2 separate regions of the Homo sapiens genome follow, and region 1 is linked to region 2. Evidence: chromatin contacts called from ENCODE Hi-C data. All regions are on one chromosome and are shown on one strand. Each heading gives the region's core, a stretch centred on a gene start or an enhancer-like site at or near the end of the contact. The rest is flanking DNA. Distances are from core to core; before and after follow the strand shown. Region 1 holds the start of SIAE (sialic acid acetylesterase). Region 2 holds the start of ZNF202 (zinc finger protein 202).

Evidence for each region. Hi-C counts contacts between places; a loop is a spot of excess contacts on that map. Pooled maps may share reads with other maps.
Region 1: a loop to region 2 is called in a pooled map, with 16 times the contacts of the local background. The contact joins the promoter of SIAE here to the promoter of ZNF202 in region 2. A Hi-C loop is called at or near these places in 9 of 50 pooled maps.

Annotation. Positions count from the first base shown.
Region 1 is chr11:124,671,495-124,678,338 of GRCh38, forward strand. SIAE (sialic acid acetylesterase) reads right to left here and starts at 2,245. Exons shown (of 10, transcript NM_170601.5): 1 at 2,148-2,245. The coding sequence starts at 2,214. SPA17 (sperm autoantigenic protein 17) reads left to right here and starts at 2,410. Exons shown (of 5, transcript NM_017425.4): 1 at 2,410-2,458; 2 at 3,744-3,924. The coding sequence starts at 3,771. It overlaps LOC124902780 (a long non-coding RNA gene), which reads left to right and starts at 3,931. Exons shown (of 2, transcript XR_007062933.1): 1 at 3,931-4,068; 2 at 4,172-4,611. RefSeq lists silencers at 2,181-2,300, 2,273-2,431 and an enhancer at 2,341-2,520.
Region 2 is chr11:123,737,391-123,743,781 of GRCh38, forward strand. It overlaps ZNF202 (zinc finger protein 202), which reads right to left and starts at 4,270. Exons shown (of 9, transcript NM_003455.4): 1 at 4,159-4,270; 2 at 3,027-3,146; 3 at 2,727-2,802. RefSeq lists enhancers at 3,656-3,865, 4,855-5,452 and silencers at 4,046-4,175, 4,216-4,265.

The sequences.
Region 1 (6,844 bases), core at 995-3,494, 930 kb after region 2:
CACAGTTTATGACAAGTTAGAAAACAAGTCACTTGATTCCAAAGTTGAAATTCCCACTTTGCCGAAATTAGATACTTGTGGCAAATCAAAGAAAAAATCATATTCCTCATCTTTGTAAAGTTTAAATTCTAAGTTCATTAGAGTAGACAGTGGAACATCAAGGAATTGTGCAATGGACAAAAAAAAAGAGAGAGAGAATGAGAAAGAGAGCAAGGCTGGTCATTCCTTGTGCCAAACACAAGACACATACATTTACCATTTGATTTCTTGTTTGTTTGTTTTTTTGAGACAGAGTCTTGCTCTGTCACCCAGGCTGGAGTGCAGTGGTGCGATCTCAGCTCACTGCAACCTCCGCCTCTGGGGTTCAAGCGGTTCTCCTGCCTCAGCCTCCCGAGTAGCTGAGATTACAGGCATGTGCCACCACACCTGGCTAATTCTTTTTTTTTTTTTTTTTGATATCTTTAGTAGAGACGGGGTTTCACTACGTTGGCCAGGCTGGTCTCGAACTCCTGACCTCATGATCTGCCCACCTTGGCCTCCCAAAGTGCTGGGATTACAAGCATGAGCCACCGCGCCTGGCCAATTTTTTTGTATTTTTAGTAGAGACGGGGTTTCGCCATGTTGGCCAGGCTGGTCTTGAACTCCTGACTCTAAGTGATCCGCCCACCTCAGCCTCCCAAAGTGCTGGGATTAAAGGTGTGAGCCAACATTTGGATTTTTTAGGTCTTCAGTTTTTTCCTTCATTTGGGGCTGGAGTAGAAAAACAGGAATTAGTGTTATGGGGAAGAGAGGGCAGTGGTTGCCTCTGGTGAGGAGCTCCGGATGCATTGGCGAGGAGCACAATGGCAGGCTCAATAGACTGGCAATGTTCTAGTTCTTAAGTTGGGTACTGCTCTCATGGGTGTTCATTTTATTGTGTCATTGTTACATATAATTTTGTACATCTCAAGCATTACATGGTAAACATGGGCACAGGGAGAATGACTTAAAGGAAAAACGTCAGGATACGCAACCAAGTAGAGTACTAATGAATGAAAAATGTGATCAATGTTAATGAAGGTGATGTAACAATAAGACCCAAAGGAGGAGATAAAATACTGACACTAAAATAAACAGCCTTTAACTGAAAACCTAATAAAATATCTTTTCCCCACCTCATAAGATGGATCTCAAAGGTCACTGAGTGGAGATAAGAGTCAGGAAATGGCATACAGAGTGCTAGCATTTTGCACTTTTGTTAGACTCTGAACAATCATTTATGGGCTGCAGTTTGTCTGAATCTAGGTACTTTTCCGGCTCTCAGGTAGAGCAGGAGTCATTTTTCTGCACGCTGTTCTCCTACCCCAACTATCATTTCTTAACAGGGATCTCTGGGGTCCACTCTTTGAGTGTTTTGAAACAGAAAGGAAGAAATCCAACATTATCACTTTAGTTTGCATTATCAGACAGATTGCACCTTCTGCTTTCTCCATACTGTGACCCAGTGTCCAGCCTAGGGTATTCGAATGGCAAGATCTGACCTGCGCAACAGCCAAAGGGAGCCACCAGCCTCCCCTATGCCACTCACATTTTCCCACCACCAATATCTGTAAGCGGTACCAGAAATCAAAACTGAGCCTTAAATAGTCAGAGCTAGTGAGGGGGTTGTATTTCTTAGCCCTGATAACCACTTAAACGAGTAAAATTTAATTCCCCTAAGGAACCCCGCCTGAAGCAAACCCTCCCCAAGGGCACCACTGAGGGGGTAGCGCTGAAATGTTTTGGAAGATTCAGTCACCTGTTTCCAAATATTACCTAACTAGCTTCGCCTCCTTCCCTCCGAGCTCCCCTGCAGTTACTCCAGGACCCCGAAGGCCTCTTTCTGGGCACATTTGGGCCTCCCCACTCAGACAAGCCGCACTTTCTCCCTGCTCACAGGCTGCATGTCAGGGATGGTAAGTGGGGGGTGGAGAAAGTGGAGAGGCCGGGGTTCAACCCAGCAGACTCCTGCAGACCGGGCCTCGGTCGGAGACGCGAGCCCCTAGCCTAGCTAGGTTCCTTCGTCGACCTTGAGAAAGGGGCGCGGATCCGTGTCCCGCAGAGGACACGGGGTCTCGGAGCCCGCACAGGCTGAGGGGCAGGGGTCCGGCCGAGCCGGGCCGCCTCACCTGCACTTCTGTCGGCCCACAGGATTAATGGCAGCACCAGCCCGAGTACAAGCCCCGGCGCGACCATGCTTGCAAGGATCTGACCGCCGCCTAGGACTGGGAAAGTGGGTTCCCGGCAGGGGCGGGGCCTGGGCGGGGGCGAGGCCGACTCCACCCTTTTGCAGTCCTCGCAGCCTCCCGCGACCTCAGGACTGGGCTGTACTCGCCCCTTCTCGGCCGCCGTAGTTTTTTTTTTTTTTTAAAGAAAAAACGGTTACCCAGCAACTAGAAAAACAACCGGAACCGGCGGCACCAGCTCGGAGAGAAAGGAGGTGAGGCCGCTTCCCCACTTCCTCTCCGATACCAAGACCTAGCCTTTTCCCTTCGTCTCTCTTATTCTCTCAGCATCCCAGACACAGCCTCGGAGCCCTGGGCCGTTTGGGAGCCGAGGCAGCCCATTCTGCGCGAGTCTGAAATCCCAGGTCCTCAACATCCCGCCCCCGACTAGACCCGTCTGCCCCCTCCGCCCGCCCTCCTCTGCCCACATTGGTTCAGAATCTCGCCAGCTCTTTTCACCACTCTAGAATGGTTCGATACCCCCATCTACTGCTCCCTCAGAAAAAGCAAAAGAGAGGAGTCAGGCGTGGTGGCGCGCGCCTGTAATCCCAATTGCTCGGGAGGCTGAGGCGGGATCATCGCTGGAGCCCAGGAGTTCGAGGCCAGAGACCCCCTCTCAAAGAAAAAAAAAGCGATGAAACGAGAACCCTCCATAGTCTGAGCCTCATTAAACCGTCCAGTTCTCCCAACCTGGACCCCTACCACGGCCTCCGCCTCTATTCCGCATTGACGCACACTCTCACATTAACAGGCCAGGTCCCGGAGGATTCTTTTCATACTCAGTAGTAGCTCAGCCCGCTGCTTAGCAGCTACCCTTAATCTAGCCCTTGTATTTCAAGACAGAAAGAGACAACCTGATCAAGAAGAAACCGAAAAATATAAGAATTCTAAAACTTTAGAGGCTGGGATTTCAAAATCATGACACACAGCCCCATCCCATCCCATCCCTCCCTCACACACACGCACGCACAACCCCATTCCACAGTACGAAGGTGTTCGAAGCATTGTGGGTCATGCTTCAGAAGTGGCAGCAAGGGGAAAGATTGTGCAACTTCTTCATTCAACAAATTAATTTCTAGAACCAGGACTAATTTCTACTCTTTAAAAAAAAATAGACCTCAAAGAAGGTCTTCTCAGCAATTGACAATGAATTTAACTTTTTAGCAATCATTCTCTCTAAATTCCTGTGTGATAGCAAAAATTACCCTTACCTTTTGAGCATATAAAGGGTAAAGAGAGAAAAAGTCATATTGAAAATTATGGGTTTTTTGCAGGATTTTAAATGATTTGGCCTAGTGAATGGGTCTGTGTTTGTATTATACTAATTCACAATGGAGATTTCAAAACTCTTTGGAAGAAATGGATGGGCTTGGGTTGTGTTAGGGAAAAAAGAATTCAAGTCCAGATGTATGAGTCTCAGAAATAATTTGTTGGCATAGTTGTGATTATATAAGTAAAATCAGACAAATTTAAAGACAGTACTCTTTAATGAATCTTTAGGTTCCATAGGCAGTTCTTACCAAGAAGATGTCGATTCCATTCTCCAACACCCACTACCGAATTCCACAAGGATTTGGGAATCTTCTTGAAGGGCTGACACGCGAGATTCTGAGAGAGCAACCGGACAATATACCAGCTTTTGCAGCAGCCTATTTTGAGAGCCTTCTAGAGAAAAGAGAGAGTAAGCTTTCTAAAATTAGTCATTTTTTAAAATAAGAAACTAAGCATTTGTTTATGGTAAAACTTGCTTAAGACCATCTCCATTCTGCAGAAAGCCTTTTATGAGGCAGGGAGTTTCAGATAACAGTTCTTGCTCTTTGAAACAGTATGTACCTCTTTGATATGTTCTCTTAAATTCGTTTCATATTATCGAAGATTACCAGTTCATTATTCAGACCGTCTTCATTGTATTTCTCACGGACATACAGCGTGGAAGGTAACTGCAAAAGAGCATACATTTCTCGGGAGAAATCAGTGGGGGAAAAAAAGATCATACAGTCTACCCTCGCCACGTTCCAGCATACTGTTCCTATGCATCCCTGGCAGCTGACTGTTATTCCTGAGATGAGTATCTGTGGTTTCCTTTCAATTTTGATTCCTTCCATTTGAAAGTATTTTAAGTACTGCAAAAAGAATTCTGCACTCTTTAAATAAACTGATATTCACTGGGGTATATGAAACTGTTCTGCAATAACGGCACAGACAAACTGATTTGAAAGGTGGAATACCAGTTTGGAAAGGTAATTTATATTCTTTATGCTAAATTCCATCCTGCACAGAGACCCAGATGCCCACTAACAATAACTATTTGGTTGAAAGCCAAGGCAAAATTCCTTCACTCCTATAAATAAAATTTACAAATCCCCAACCTTGAAGGTTTATGACTGTCAGGACTTTACCAGTTTTGTACTAAAAACCTATCCTAAGCCAGGCATGGTGGTGCGCACCTTTAGTACCAGCTACTCAGGGGCTGAGGCAGGAGGATCACTTGAGCCCAGGGATTCAAGACGGTAGTGAGCTATGATTAAACCTGTGAATAGCCACTGCACTCCATCCTGGGCACTCCCACGACCCCTGCCCCAACCCCTGGAAAGCCATTGTTGATTAGAACATCCATTTTGTATAAATTCTTGTCATCATTACTTTTTATTACAGTATTCTAACAGAGTGGTAAAGGTGACTAGAAATAGGCACAAGCAAACAAACATTCTATTGTAATCATTTTATAGTGGAAGAAAACCTAGCACAAGGGTAGAATTAAAACAACTCCCACACACACTGCATAGCTCCACCCCTTGCTTTTTTTGCCCTGCCCTAGCAGAGCTCAAAATCTCTGCCAATTTCCTGAATGTTGCTGGTCTTTTCCATATCCGGTCAGGGTGAATATCTGTTGCACAATCTGAAACTTTAAATATTTTCCACTGAAAACATTTGATAAACTATATTTAGAAGAGGAACGTTATTAAGAGAAATCATTTGGCAATAGACTTGGGGGCCTATGTGAGAGCAGAGGTAGGAGGAGGGTGAGGATTGAAAAACTACCTATCAGGCATTATGCTGATTACCTTGGTGACAAAATTGTCTCTACACCAAAGCCCCTTAACACAGAGTTTAACCATGTAACAAATCTGCACGTGTATCCCTTGAACCTAAAATAAAAGTTGGAAGGGGAAAAAACTAAAATTATTTGGGAAAAGAGGTGAATTATAATGAACATCAATTTTATTATAAGATTAACTACAAATTCTTGCAGTAAAAGTCTTTAGTCATTTATTTAATTTTAGAACTCAGAAATATTCCATTATAAAAACATTTGCGTCATTGTTACTGGATCACAATAATTAAAGCAAATGATGATTCAGATTAGTGGTCTCAGGACACTAGCTCTCTAATAAACAATGGGTAAAACCATTTGAAAAAATTGTAAGCACCACACCCAATTCCACCCATGTCAACCAAAGACAAATTATCTAGAAGATACAAGTATCAGAATTCAGTCTCTTCAAAAAGGAAAAAAAACAATCATTATGGACCTCTGGCTCAGTCTCCCACACAATGCAAGAATTCCCTTGCCAGCATTCATCATAGGTGGTTACTACTCTTAATTTTTATTTTTGTGATGGGGAACATGTTAGTATATGATTTAAATGGTATTTCAGGTCACTAGGAAAAAGGTGGACTTTTTGTTATTTTAAGATAAAGGAAAAAGATAAAATTGGATCAATTTCTTATACACAAAGACAAATTCCAAATTAGTCGAGTATATAAATATTTTTTAAAAGAAACCATACAGATACTAGAAGAAAATATGGATGAATTTCTCTATAAGAGAAGAAAAAATTTTGCTAGCTAAATTGCTTTAATTGCTTCAAAAATTCGGAAGCAATTAGAGAAAAGATTGTTATAAATTGACAACATAAAAGTAAACTTTTACATGAGAAAAAGCACTGTGAGGAAAACAAAACTACAAAAGACAAACAAAAAATATTTGCAATTTATATCCCAATGGGTTAATAGCCCTAATAAATAAATAGTTTGTAAAAACAGTGTGTTATAGGCTTATAGAATCCAACAGAAAATATTGGCAAGAGGTATGAGCAAACAATTCACACAAAAATGAATGCAAATGGCACTTATGAAAGTATATTCAAACTAATGCATAATAACAGAAGTCCAAATCAAAACTACACTGAGCTACCAATAACAACCCCTCCATTACATTGGCAAAAAGCCAACATGCTCTGTAGGCTGTGGGATAATAAGCATTTATATACATTGCTGGTAGATAAGCAAAATGCCATAACTTCCAGGAGGGGAACTTAGCAATACCTACCAAAATTATATATGTATTTAACCTTTGACCCGGAGGTGCCACTTCTACACTTTTCAGGGCATCATTCTTTGTAGAAACAACCCAAATATCCACAGGAGTTTGAGTGAACAAACTATAATACATCTATACAACTGAATTATATATATAGCTGTTTTCAAAAATGAGAACTATCTCTCGATAATACTATGGATGATACTGTGGAGTGATTTTCGGGATATATTCAGTGAAAACAGCAAGATGGGGAAAAGTGTGCTTAGTGTGCTACCAT
Region 2 (6,391 bases), core at 3,020-5,519:
CCCCCCCGCCCCTTCATAAAAGTGATATTTGAGTAGTGAGGGGAGAAATGGCTCAAAATTTGTTACAAGAGGTTCCAAAGAAAGACAATAAGGTATAGAGAAAGGGAAGACAGGAAGAAAGAGAAAGAGGTCAAGTATGTAGTGGATAGTACAGGGAAGTCACAAGTATCTTCTGTCTGGAAATGCTGCAGATTTTGTGGTTAGCCTCAAGATATTAGGTGGGAATAAACATGTCATTGAGAGTAAATGTAAACACAAAAATGAAAAATAAAAATTGTAACAATTCACTTTATTCTAAACTGTTTTTGATGGTTATATATGGCAGGCCTAGGAGGCAATGTTAGACAGTAGATAGTTGCCTTCGGCGGAGGGTGACCTGTGTTCTGTCCACTGCTCTACATTGTAAAGAGGTGTCATCTTGGACAAGTCACGGCAGCTCATGTTGAGTCTTGGGATGATTCTTTATCTAAAGGTAGAGAACTGAACCAGCTTTTTGATGGTGATGAGGAGGGGTTTTGAGAGGAACAAGGATATACAGCATCTCTATTGAATATTTGGGCCATAATGTAACAGCCTAGGATGCTGAGATTTACTCAAGAGCTGAGGACGGCTAGGGGCCAAACACAGATTTTTAAGTTTTGAGATAGGGTTTACTCTGTTGCTAAGACTGGAGTGCAGTGGCAAGATCACAACTCACTGCAATCTCTGCCTCCCAGGTTCAGGCCATCCTCCCACCCCAGCCTCCTAAGTATCTGGGACTACAGCACATGCCACCATGCCCAGCTAATGTTTAAATTTTTTATAGAGAAGGGGTCTTGCCATGTTGCCCAGGCTGGTCTCAAATACCTGGGCTCAAGTGATCTGCCAGCTTTGGCCTCCCAAAGTGTTAGGATTACAGGTGTGAGCCACTGCACCCAGCCTCAAATACAGATTTTTAAGAGGCCAGATTTATACACCTGGCCATCATGGTCATGTTGGTTAACCTCCATCATGAAGCTAGGCTTTTTAACCTTCAGGAAAACTACCCCAGAGCAGTTAATGGCCTAAATAAAGGAGGTCAAGCTATATGTCTCAGTTTAAAACAGAACATGACAAATTAACCTGAAGCAGGAAAAGGAGGGGACATCAAACCTGACACCCATCCTGATAAGAGTAACTGCTCTCATTTGACAGCCAGAGTTAAACTAGATGTATGCAATCTCTACAACAAACATAGTCAATGCCAATCAGATAGTCAGAGGAACCATCATTTAATGGGAAATAACGCAATAACATATATAACAGAGCTGACCGGAGGTGTTGCTATAGATAATTCATAACAGCAGTAAATTCAAAAGTCATTTACTATGTTTTTAGCTTTGTCATTAACACAGCCTGTGTGGATACTCCCTGTTTCACGTCTAGATGACTTCCTCCTGGCTTTGCTCAAGGGTCCTTTAGCATTTGAGGAGATGATAAGGGATGGGATCCCCGCCTGTTGAACCAGAGGAATCTGAGGAGTACCAGGTTTCCACTGAAGACTAAATCATGATCCAGAGAAGGAATCTCAGAAGTCATTCTTGTCGTGGGCATGGCTTAACGTCTGTCTCCCCACTGTGGGCCCTGCCCTCGAGAGCAAGGGTCTCCTTATTCATTTTTATATTCCCAGTGCCTACCACTTTGTGGAGCCCTTAGTAGAAAAGGTATTCAATAAACGCACATTGAGTTTAAGCTTTCTATTTCTCCTCCCCCAACTAGTATATATTACAGAAGCACTGAAAATTCAGAAATCAGCCAGTGTCAGGGCTCCTGGGTAATAAACCATTCACAGGGATAGCTGTAGGAATTTGGCATAAGCATTTATTCCAATCTCTTGGGGGTAATCAAGTGGCATAATCATGCCCTGCTTTACTGTGTAGCATAAGGCCAGTAGAGAAAAACATCAAGAGGGGAGGAGGACAAGGGATGGAGTTCAATACACAAATATCTACTGAGCGTCAATTACGTGTCCCACACTATTCAAGGTGCTGGGCAAAGAAAGATAAAAAAAGCAGAAGCTCTGACCTTGAGGAACTTAACAGGTAGTTAAGAAATTGCAGAATTTTAGCAATACTAGGAATTCACAGCAAAAGCCCAGAATACAGGTGTAATATTTTGATCAAAACGTGAAGCCCCTATCAAGAGAATTAAGAAAATCAAGGGGAAGAACTTATCAATATTTCACCTCAAATTTGGCATATAGCATTCAGTTGTTTTAAGTACGCTTTCTTAATTTTGCGAACAAAATATTCAGACCTAAGTGATTATCTATAAAAGATCAGATTACTAGTTTCCAACACAGAAGTACTCAAACAAAGGTATTCTGAACCTCAACCTACTGCAATACATATATCACATTTGGCCAAAAGGTAGTTGTTCTCAAAGTGAAGAACCCAGATCTGCAGCATCAGTACCTGAGCCTTGTTAGAAGTACAAATTCTCAAGCCCCAGCACAGACCTATTACCAGAAACTCTAGGGGTGGGCCCCAGCAATATGCGTTTAACTAGCCCTTCAGGTGCTTATAGTAAGTTTGAGAACCACCACCTAGCAAATGAAGTAAATCTGAAGTTCATGCAGAAAGCCATTGCTGGCCAAACTAAAGGGTTTGCTGGTGAGAGAACAGCAAAAACAAGGGGTATAGAACTGTTTCACATTTTAAATCTGTGCCAAATTTACTGGGAAAAAAAAATGTAAACCTGTAACTTACCTCATCTGTACAATTTGCAATGGCTGAGTCCCTCACATTGTGGTAAACCTTGTTGTACCCTTGGAATGATTGTCTACTGCAATATAGTATATACACAGAGTACAAAAAGGGTATAGCTGGAGGAGAAAGGGTGAAAGATTATGAATCCCAGGCGTTTGGTCCTAGGAGGAAAAATTCCTGTCCTCTCTCCAACCCTGCCCACCCTCTTATGCTAGATAGTAACAGCAGAAAGTTATCCCAGACTGCTCCGCGTTCACACGCTTCCCACCAACAAACCTCCTCCCAAGGCTATCCCACAACCTTTCTGAAGTAGCTTCCTGGATCAAGCCCCACGGGGCAGCTTGGAAGAGAAGCTGGGAGGGATGAGGGGCTCCACTAGCATTCCTTGTGGCTTCTGAGTGTAGCTGCCCTGGGTGTCACCTGCAGAGCGTGGATAGAGAAAAAGCAACAGTTCTAAGCCCAGCCTCTAATTGAGAGCCTGGGATCTAGCGCTGCTCCCCAGGACCAAGGTTGTTCAAGAAAGGCTGGGTCTAAGAGTCTCCCTCTGGGGAGGTCAGTACAGATTCCAAGGCAGACAGGGTTATCAAAGCGCCTAGAAGATGAGAACATTCATTGTTCAGAAAAACAAAAATTAGACTGACACCTTTCTGAAGGAACACAGCCTATCCATGGCACAAAAACAAATTTTTAATCAAGACACTCAAGAAGTAGGTATACTCCTGCTAAAAGTAACGCAGGTGCTGAGAAGAGGTGCCAAAACTGGCTGTTAGGAGTGGGAGGAGAGGAAAGTTGCAAGTGGAGACAGCAGCTACTGGCTTGAGGGGACCTCAGGGTCTGTCACAGTGGCAGCTGAAAAGCCTCTGGCCAAATGGACGCCAAGGACTACTATCATCACAGGTGACAAGATCACGGGTGAGTGTATCTGGGTGTGTGCTGGGGGGCTGAGGGGGGCTTGGTGGTGTAAGGAGATGGGGCTAGCCGGGGCAAGGAGCCCGCGGAGATGATCTTAAGCAATCTGAGAGGAGGGGTAAGAAAAAGCTGCGGAAAATAAAGGGGCCTAGACCACTCCTCCCTCGGTTCCGGGGGGACAGTTGGCGCGGAAGCGTTAGGAGGTACGAGGTACGGACTAACTACATTTCTGCAGGCCCCAGGAGGGGGCGGAGGGCGGTGGCTGGAAAGGAAAGGAAGCCGGGAGCGCCATCCGTGTCCCCGGAGATACTGGCTCCGGCCACCAGGAAACACAGAGACCACAACGTCTCGGCACCCTCAGTACACCGCCGCCACCCCTTCCCCAGGACACGGCGATTTCCCCAGACTCTGGGGGGCGGGGTCTCCGGTCCCTCCCCCTCCTCCCCGCCCTGCCCGGCTCTGCCCGATCTGGTCCGGCCCGGTCCAGCCCGGCCCGGCCCAGCCCAGCCCACTCAGGACTCACGGCTCCGACAGCTCCGGCGGCTCCTCCCCTGCCCCGGCTTCTCTCCCACCCACTCCCGACCGAAACAGCGCCGCCGGATCCGAGCCGCGCGGGGCCTAGCGGGTCGGAACACGTGGGGCCTTTGCGCCCGGAACCGGAAGCGATCGCTCGCCCCGCCTTCTCGCCGAGTAGGAGCCTTTCTAGGCTGTGGGAGGTTTGATCCTCTCTATGCGCCCTCCGCGGGTTGCGGCTCAGTGCTCCCCAAGGACCCAGTGCGAAGAAGCCTCGGACCCCACAGCTGCCGTCCGCGACCCCTAACTCCACTCTGCAGCGAATAAATTAACATCTTGGGCCTTTCATTTACAGGCATACCTTCTGCAAGGGTTTTCTTTTTCTTTTCTTTTTTCTTTTCTGTTTTTGATCTTTTGTGTGTTTGTTTTCATTTGGATACCTCTACGTGTTTTTCTTGATTTTTTTTTCTTTGCATTGTCCGCTGCAACATGGTAGAAAAGGGCAGCGTTAGGTTTGAATACTGGCTCTTGCAGTCACCATCAGCAGCAGGGCCTCGGCCGAATCTCTCCATCTTTGAACCCTATTGTGCATCATATAAAACGGGCATAATAATACCGTTACTCTGAGGACTAAATGATACATTGCACATGAACTGAATGGAACATCAGAAGCTCAGAAAGAAAATAGTTATGGTATCACTGTTCTTTCTTTTCCTTTGAGTGTTGCTTCGTATTTCTTTACTTTCAGGCTGTCTTCCCTGATCTCATTTGTTCATTTTTGTCCGTTCGGTGACCTTTCTGCCCATACTTGACATTTTCCTTTGCTCTCTGTCCCTTTTACCCTGTAAGTCACCACTCTCCACGTGCCATGTGCCACTTCCTTTTCATGGGACACATTGCTGGGATCTGTTTACTGGGTTTGAACCAAAGGATTAGTTACTTTTGGTGGAGTGGCAGTGTATTAGCGAAACAGAACTAATAGGTGTGAACCCAGAAGGCAGGACAACTCAAAGCGGGGAGGGGGCTTCCAGGTCATAGGTAGATAAGACACAAATGGTTGCATTGAGTTGCTGATTAGCCTCTCCGGAAGGAGGCAATCAGATATGCATTTATCTCAGTGAGCAGAGAGGTGACTTTGAATAGAAGGGGAGGCAGGTTTGCCCTAAGCAGTTCCCAGCATGAATTTTCCCTTTAGTGATTTTGGGGGCCCCAAATCACTTTCCTTTCACACGGGGTATGTATAAACATATAAAAGGAGATTTATTATAAGGAGTTGGCTTACATAATTATGGACGTTGAGAAGTCCCACCATCTGCTTACTGCAAGCTGGAGAAATAAGGAGGTTGGTGGTATAATTCAGTCTAAAGCTGAAGGCCTGAGAACTGGAAAGGGATTGAGGTGCTGGTGTCTGAAGGCCAGAGAGCAGGAGGAGATGATGTCCCAGCTCAAGAAGAGAGAGGTGAATTTACTTTTCCTCTGCCTTTTTATACTATTTGGGCCCTCAATGGATTGGATGGTGCCTACGCATAGTGGTGAGAGTGATTTTCTTTACTCAGTCTACTGATTCAAATGCTAATCTCTCTCTCTTTTTTTTTTTTTTTTTTTTTTTTGGACAGAGTCTTGCTCTGTCGCCCAGCGATCTCGGCTTACTGCAATGTCTGCCTCCTGGGTTCAAGCAATTCTCCTGCCTCAGCCTCCCGAATAGCTGGGATTACAGGCATGTGCCACCATGCCCAGCTATTTTTTTTTTGTGTGTGTGTATTTTTAGTAGAGAGGGGGTTTCACCATATTGGCCAGAAACACCCTCACAGACACACCGACTAATAATGTTTTCTGTTGTCTGGGCATCCCTTAGCTAGTCAAGTTGACACATAAAATTACCCAATACAAAGAGAAATATACATTTCATGAAAGCCTACTGTGTACCAAATATTTTTCTCTGTAAATCTCATTGAATATTTTAAAATATTGGTATTAAGTGCATAAATAATACATAAACATCTTCTTCTAAACATTTAATGCATTACAGTGTTAAAGGAAAAATTATTCAGTGATACTTGTTAGAGCATGGTAAGGGAGACCTTATTCAGGACCAGGAAAGGTAAAGAAACCACTGCAATGAAGTCTTGCTGTAGGGATGAGAGATTGGGCTGAACTCTGAATACAGAATGGGCAAGTGGGAATTTATAGTCAAGGAACTTTTTTTGGAGTTTGGGACGTCGATGGATTGAAAATTACTAAGG